Regions from separate parts of the Homo sapiens genome. Here region 1 is linked to region 2. A link is a contact called in ENCODE Hi-C data. All regions are on one chromosome and are shown on one strand. The core of a region is the stretch at or near the end of the contact, and the rest is flanking DNA. Distances in the headings are between cores, read along the strand shown.

Evidence for each region. Hi-C counts contacts between places; a loop is a spot of excess contacts on that map. Pooled maps may share reads with other maps.
Region 1: a map of naive thymus-derived CD4-positive, alpha-beta T cell shows a loop between it and region 2 (10-fold over the local background). The contact joins the promoter of SP2 here to the promoter of EFCAB13-DT in region 2. A Hi-C loop is called at or near these places in 1 of 168 maps with a recorded cell type or tissue (naive thymus-derived CD4-positive, alpha-beta T cell), 1 of 37 single-sample maps with no recorded cell type and 9 of 50 pooled maps.

Annotation. Positions count from the first base shown.
Region 1 is chr17:47,894,670-47,898,645 of GRCh38, forward strand. SP2 (Sp2 transcription factor) reads left to right here and starts at 1,567. Exons shown (of 7, transcript NM_003110.6): 1 at 1,567-1,624. The coding sequence starts at 1,618. It overlaps SP2-DT (SP2 divergent transcript), which reads right to left and starts at 1,147. Exons shown (of 3, transcript NR_135480.1): 1 at 1,034-1,147. SP2-AS1 (SP2 antisense RNA 1) reads right to left here. Exons shown (of 3, transcript NR_103857.1): 3 at 3,717-3,976. RefSeq lists silencers at 1-88, 1,637-2,066.
Region 2 is chr17:47,321,939-47,325,792 of GRCh38, forward strand. It overlaps EFCAB13-DT (EFCAB13 divergent transcript), which reads right to left and starts at 1,963. Exons shown (of 3, transcript NR_110880.1): 1 at 1,751-1,963. EFCAB13 (EF-hand calcium binding domain 13) reads left to right here and starts at 2,017. Exons shown (of 25, transcript NM_152347.5): 1 at 2,017-2,136; 2 at 2,516-2,585. RefSeq lists a silencer at 1,746-2,155 and enhancers at 2,496-2,585, 2,626-2,805.

The sequences.
Region 1 (3,976 bases), core at 317-2,816, 570 kb after region 2:
AGATACGGATCCCATGAAGGATCTTTACTAGAGGAGTATTATTGTCTAAAGTCTTGTTTTTCAAAGGCTAACACTGAGAGGAGAAGACTGGAAGAGGCTATTAACATTTATTCAGCAATTACTGTGTACCCGGTATTCTGCTCTGCATTTTGTATTATCACACCAACCTTTTCTAGCAGTGTTTTTCAAACTGCCAGTCATGATCAACAAGAAGGAGAATAAGATAGGATAGGATAAGCATAGAAACTATCAGTGCGTCACAAGTAGTAAGCATTGTTTTCGGAAACTTTATGACACTCTCATACAAATAGCAGTGTACTGGTCTGTATGCAAAATGTATTTCTCTTGATGGACTATGTTTTTTTTTGTTTGTTTTTTTTTTTTTTTTTTTTAAGCCATCGCGCTAAGGTGTAGGTGTGATTAACCTCGTTTTACTGATGAGGACATGAAGCTCAGGGAGTTTCGGTACCCTGCCTAAGTTAGTGGGATGTGTAGGTTTCAAACCCAGACTGGTCTGAAGCCAGAATGGATTCCCTCACTAAGCTAGGCAGCCTTCCCAAGTTCTCGGAAGAGACTTGGGAGCAAAGATAAACCTACCCGCCTAGTGCCTACCAAGTGCTTTACCTCATCTCAAGAAGGTAAGGGTAAGTGGGGCAGAGGCCAAGCAGTACTTCTCAAACTCAAGCGTGCAATTCTGTCCACGCGAGGCCCTTGCTAAAATGCAGATTCTAGGCACGCCCCGTGAAGTACCGAGTCGGATTAGGAGAGGCGGCCAGGGGAGCCTGCCTTTAGAAAGAGCTTCGGATGATTCAGATGCACACGTTTGGGACCGTGGGCTATGGGGGTCGCCGCAATAACCATGTGAGGATTAACGGGGGCTTAACCGATTGTGAAAATCCCCTTAGAAGTGTCGCGTAAACAACCCCAACTCCCACTATGGTGCCGGACCCCAGTGCCTCACTGTACAAAGTCGCCCCTCCCCAGGCGACAACGAGAGAGGGACTAAATAAAAGGTTGATGGCTTTCCACTCACCAGGCATGGGGTTGAGTGGCAGCCGGCTACTGCCGAAGAGCAGGTAAAAGCTCCTGCCACACCTGGGCGAGACTGGACTTAGGGCGCAATGTATATGCTATTTCTGGGGCATTTGTGGGCCTCACCCTAAGGACTTCTGATTGGCTTCAGGGCAGATCTATCATTCATCCTCTGGGTTAGAGGTGGGTGGAAGGTCAACCTCGACCAATACAAAAGCACTCTTCGGCTAAGCCCCTCCCCTTCCAGCTTCCTGTTGCTGTACATCAACCACCCAGCGGGCGGGACTTTGCCTCCCTCCAATTGGCTGATGCACATGTCACTCATTATTCAATTGGCTTTCGGTTGGTGCGCTCTACCGTCCATCAGTGACATTGCACAGACCTATTGGTCAAATCAACGTCGCTCTAGACGCCTCTGGTTGATTGGTTAATAGTGCTGTCGGTCCCCAATGTTCCAAGCGCTTATTGGTGAAGGCTGCCGTCGCTCGGGCGGTGGCGGGCTCCGGGATTGGCGGTTGCTTGGCGGGCGGTGTCAGGCTCTCGGTGGCGGCGGAGGCGGCGGAGGCCAGGGAGGAAGATGTCGTAATGAGCGGTGGGTCCCGGCCGCTGCCGGCGGGGTCTTCCCGGCCCCCAAGGGTCAGGAAGACGGGCAGAGGCCGCGGGGAGAGGGAGCCGAGGCCGGGGGTTCCCCCCTGGGGCTGGGTCTGGCGTCGGGGCCCGGCTTCAGGAGGGGCGGGGGAGGGAGGATTCCCGCCCGGAGGAGGAGCGGGGCTGGCCAGCCGGGCGGAGGCACCCGGAAGGGGGCGTTCGACTCCCCGCCCCCTCGGAGCCCGCCGGGCGGGAGGGCGGCGCTTCCGGGGGCCGGCGAGAGGAGCGGGCACCGGGGTGGCCTGGCACCCCTCGGACGGGTGCCGACCCACTTCAACGCCGCTCTCCCGCCTGGGCGAACTATGCCTGGGTCGGCTCTGAGGAGGCAGCCAACAGCCCTTGTGTTCGCCCCGTGTCTGAGAGGCCTTCCTGCACTCTTAACTGTAGATGCCCACCAGCGATTCAGGGCTCCCCGGAGAACAGAGAGGGGCGAGGGAACGCTTGAGACCCGGACGCTGCCAACCAGATGGGCACTGCTCGGCATCGACGACAGCCCGGTTACTGATATATCCCCAGTCGGGCGATGGTGTCAGGACACGAGAGCACTCCCTGGGCAGATGACCTCTCACCGGGGAGTGGGCAAAAACCTTCCTTTAATGTTTTTACTTGGATCCTTGATCTTCCAGCTAGATATCTGCAAGCTCTTAGCAGAATTGTGAGAAGTTTGAGAACTTCTTGCCAGAGCTCCCAGCCTGTTACTTGACGCCCCGTAGGGGAGACTACTGCAGTCCCAAAGCTCAGGCGCAAACAATCTTAAGGAATTACAGAAGAAATAAAACAAAATAGATACTCGCTCTCTTCCTGTACCCACCTCCATCCCCATTGCTGACTTACGGTTTTCAGCCTCTTATCCATGCTTCTTATGTTTCCTTGCCAGCGGCTTTCTAATTTTAGTTCAGAAGGAACTATGTTTTCTCCTCTGGGCAACTGAGAAACCTGTCCTCACTGCATTCCTTGGTTTTGATTGCAATATCCTGTCATGTTTGTTTCTTAATTAACTTCATCCAAGGGGACTCAGTCTGGCCTTTCTCAGTGCATTCTCCCAAAGTTCTTTCTTCTTCTGAGGTTACTTCTTGTTCACTTATTGTTTCCTAGAGAAAGGTATGAGCCAGTAGATCTGCTTTAAACAATGAATTGGCCCAAGTTTCCCGTTTACAGATTTCATTACAGATGGACACTGTTTCAAGGTGCACTGGCATGCACTGTCTAAAACGGTTTCATGCTGTACCCCAGAAGGCATTCAGTTTCACAGTGGAGGGCTGTATTGAGTTGGTATTCTGGATGATACAATTTTTAGGGCTAGAAAGTTTAGAGTGTTGGCTGGCTCACAGGCTGCAAAGGAAATAATGGTGGAGTCCAGACCACAGCAGTAATTTCAATTACTAACACAAAGAAACCCATTGTCTGCAATAATGAATATAACTGCAGTGTCTTGTTTTGTTTTAAATTCTTGTGTGCGATGAAGGGGGCGAATCTATCAGACAACCTATCAATTGGGCTGATGATGTCAGTGTTCCAGTGGCTTCTAACAGGCGTTAATACCTGTTGGAAATGGATTATCATTGGCTGGGACGATTGGTAAGTTTTCTAATTCTAGTTCTTCCTCTTGGTTGTACAGAGGCTTAACCTCTTTGGTTAAAAGCAACTACAAGAAAAAAAGCGAGTCTGACATAATTATGAACCCCCCTGAGCTAGGCTGCTGAAGCCAGAAACTCTTTGCCAAGGAGACCCAAGTAGAGTTTGTTAATAATCGGATCCTCACCTGACTGCCCAACGGGGAGAACTGGCTCCGGGAGAAAGAGTTTGGCATCACTCTGGACAGCAGATAGACTGGCCACTTTTTTCTCTCAGATTCTATTAAAGTTTGGGCCTCTGGAGAGGCCTGTCAGAGAGGAGAAAAGAAATTATAAGATTTGGGCAAATGTCTGGGGTAAAGAAGCTTTATGGCATTTCAGCAAGTAGAGTGGTTGGTTCATTTGGATATTTTGGCCTTGAACTTCTTATTTCTTCTGGTGGTTAATACCAGCTTTTTGGAGAAGTTGAACAGTCCTTTGCTATAGGTCTGTGGCAGATCCCAAGTACTGTCAGCAAGTATAGTATTGCCCAACCAGGGCCCTTATGAAGACATTTTAAACTTGTTGCAGCCAACCAGTAGACCTTAGTATTGGCTTGGTTTCAGCCATCTTCTAAACCTTGCCCACTCATTTCTGTGATAGATATGTATAACATGTTTTTTTTCTAATACTTATTTTTTCACACACACCCCCCTTTTCTGTATACACAAAAATTGGAAACC
Region 2 (3,854 bases), core at 713-3,212:
CTGGGTGTGGTGGCTCACACCTGTAATCTCAGTACTTTGGGAGGCTGAGGTGGGCAGATTACTTGAGGGTCAGGCGTTTGAGACCACCCTGGCCAACATGGTGAAACGCCATCTCTACTAAAAATACAGAAATTAGCCAAGTGTGGTGGCACATGCTTGTAATCCCAGCTACTTGGGAGGCTGAGGCAGGAAGATTGCTTGAACCCAGGAATGGAGGTTGCAGTGATTTGAGATTGTGCCACTGCACTCCAGCCTGGGCAACAGAGTGACTCAATCTCAAAAAAAAAAAAAAAAAAAAAAAAAAAGAATTGCTATTATCAAAATGATGAAAAAAATGTGTTGCTGAGGATGTGGAGAAACCTTTTACACTGTTAGTGTTATTACAGCCATTATGGAAAACTATATGGAGGTTTCCCAAAAAATTAAAAATAGAACTACCATATGATCCAGCGATGCTATTTCTGGGCATATATTGAGTAACTGAAATCAGTATATCAAAGACTTATTTGCACTTCCATGTTCATTTCAGCATTATGCACAATCGCTGAGATAATGGAATCAACCTGTGTCCATCGATGGATGAATGGATAAAGAAAATGTAGTAAACATATGCAATGGATACTATTCAGCCTTAAAAAAGAATTTCTGTCATTTGTGACAACATGAATCAACATATGCAATGGATACTATTCAGCCTTAAAAAAGAATTTCTGTCATTTGTGACAACATGAATCAACTTGGAGGACATACTAAGTGAAAAAAGCCAGGCACAGAAAGACACATACCACATGATCTCACTTATATGTGGAATCTTAAAAAGTCAAACTCATAGAAGTAGACAGTAGAATAGTTGTTAGAGGCTGGAAAGGGACGGGGCGGGTAGGAGATGCAGGATGGGGAGATGCTGTTCAAAGGGTACAAGGTTCAGTCAGACAAAAGCAGCAAGTTTCTGAGATCTATTGCATAGTGTGGTGACTATAGCTAATAATAATATATCGTATATCTCAAAACTGCTAAGAGTAAATTTCAAATGTCTCACCATAAAAAACGTTAAACAAGGTGATGGATATGTTAAGCTTGACTTAGTCGTTCCATATTGTATACATATATTAAAATATAACATTGTACCCCATTAAATATTTACAATTATGATTTGTACATATATTTAATAATAATAAAAATCTAAATAAAATATTAAAGAATGCCTACAAAGCAAGGTTTAAGATGTAAATGAACACAGTAGTATCACGGAAGGGATTAAATATTGTAACATTTATTGAGCACTACGTATATATTTTTGAATTCCCACAACCCTGGAAGAATGAGAAAATCGAGACTCAGGGAGCGTTAAGTATTTTGCCCAACTGCATACGATAAATACATAGGAAAAACAAACACACAGAAGAAAACCAAACCAACCAAAGTATCTCTTTCAAAAGGAAACGACAGTCTCCTTAAAGGCAACCCGAGACAAATTTCAGCAAAGCCGTGGGACACATGGCCTTCGAGCTGCTGTCCATTATTGAGTAGCAGAAGCCAAGAAGGATGGAATGTTTTGGAAGAAAGGGGTCGGGGGTCGGGGTGTTCAAAGGACGGACCGAAGGTAAGATTGAAGTGGGGTCAGACCATGGCGGGACAGCGCACCGGAGAATGAACAGCGATTAGGGAAGAGTGGCGAGCGGGTGGCAAGGACGGAGGGCGGAATCCCGGCCGGGGCTGCGGGAGGAAAGCGCACGGACAGGAGCCCCACCGCTCGAATGCAGCGCCCGGCGGCTGGCCTCGTGAGGTCACAGGCCCTTACGAGGTGGGGCAGGCAGGCGCGGCCGCAGTGCCTTCCAGTCAGCGCGGAGGCGGTATTGAGTTCAGCCGCTCCCCACAGCCCCGGAGCCCCTGGGCGGTGGCGGTGGCCGCGGCAGCACCGGCTCGACAGCCGATAGGGTCCTGGGCCCGCTCCGCTCGGGGTGGTCGGTGGGCGGAGCGTCGGGCTCGGTCAGGTGACCGCGGGGGCGGGGCCGCGCGGCGCGGGATCCTGGGAAGGCTGCAGAGCTAGAGCAGCGCCGCCCGAGGGGCGGCAGGGGCTGACCACAGAGAGCGCGGGGGCCTCCAGCCGAGAGGAAGGGAGGGCAGCTCGGGCCGGTAGTGGGACCCTTGGGGGACAGAGGTGGGGAGGGGAGGCGAGACCCGCTGAGGAGTTGGGAGGGGAGCCTTCGAGGTGGAGGGTGGAGAATGCAGTAGGGTGCGAGGGAGGAAGGAGAACAGTGGTGGGGCTGGGTGAAGGAAGGTTCCAGAAAGGAACAGTGAGGGGACTGAGTGGGACAAAGGGGCAGATTGAAGGGTGACTGAGACTGATCAGGTGGTTCCTCAGAAATGGTGGTTGTTGTAGAAGGCTGGCGGTCCCGGGGGTGGTGTCACTTCCCTGCTCCTTCAGCGGGAGGCGGAGACCTCTATTAGCACACTCATTTCCATCTTGCGGGTCGTTCACTCGCTAGCTTACAGGTCCTCTTTCTTCCTGTAGAAGTCGTTGGCTTCGTAAGAGCAGGGTCTATGGGAAGCCTCCTCAGCGTGGGTTCTTGGAAGAGGTGGAGGTTCGTTCACTCGACGTTTGTTACACAAATATGAAAACAGGGTGACGAAAGTTTGAACGTTCATGAATGGCAGTAGCTGCAATGGAGTTGTGTATGCAGTTGGTATTAATGACGTTTTCAGTCCCTCTGGCGAGAGAAAAGCGAGCGAGTCGGGCGGCTTGTGAGGGAAATGTGGCATGAGAGGAAAGAGGAAGGTATTTTGTGAAAGGATGTCATACAGAGTCATGCTTCAGTGAAGACGCCTTTGTTTTTCTCATCTTAAAGCCTCACAGCCCCATTTTCCTCTCAGCTACTGCCTTATTTCTCTTAACAACGTAACTCCTTGAAAGAGCCTACCCTACTGGCTGGGTTCAATTTCTTTACCCCGTTCTCTCTTGTACTCACTCTGACGACATTGTCTCCTTACCACCCCACCCAGATGGCTCCTTTCAAGTTTGTCAGTGTCCTCCGTGTTGTGAAACCTAGCGAACCATTCAGTACTGATCTTAACCGCCCACCCCACCCCCCTTTTTTTTTTTTGAGACAAGGTCTCTGTCGTCCAGGCTGGAGTGCAGTGGTGCAATCATAGCCCACTGCAGCTTCAAACTCCTGGGCTCAAAAGATCCTCCTGGCTCAGTCTTTGGAGTAGCTGGGACTAAGGTCGCCATGTCCAGCTGATTAAAAAAAAAATTCTGTAGAGGTGGGAGTTTCACTGTTGCCCAGGCTGGTCTTGAACTCCTGGCCTTAAGCAGCCCTCCTGCTTAGACCCCCACCCCCGCATCAAAGTGTTGGGATTACCTGCATAAGCCACCATGCACAGCCTGATTGCTCACTCTTGAAGTACTTTCTTCACTTGGCATTCAGGAACCCAGACCTACCTGATTTCCCTCCTCACAGTAACCAGAGTGATCCTTTCAGAAAGAACTTCAGATTATGTAATCCTTCTCCTCAGAACTCTTTCAATGCTTGTCACTCCTTCAGAGTACAAGCCACAGTTCTTACTGTCATCTAGGGGTCCTCCATGATATGCCACTTTCACTTAGCCTCTCTGATCTCTCCTGCTTCAGCCTCCTGGGGCCTTCCCACTATTCCTTGAACATTCTTCTTGCCTCGGGGCTTTTGTACTTACTTTTCTTTCTGGCTGAAATGCTCTTCCCTAAGATATTAATCAGCTCCCTACTTCAGTTCTTGCAGGTCTGTACTCAAAAGTCTCCCTCTCAGTAAGGTCTTCCTTGGCCACCCATTCTGTTCCCTGCATCTCTTCCCCTATACTACATTTCATATTCCCCT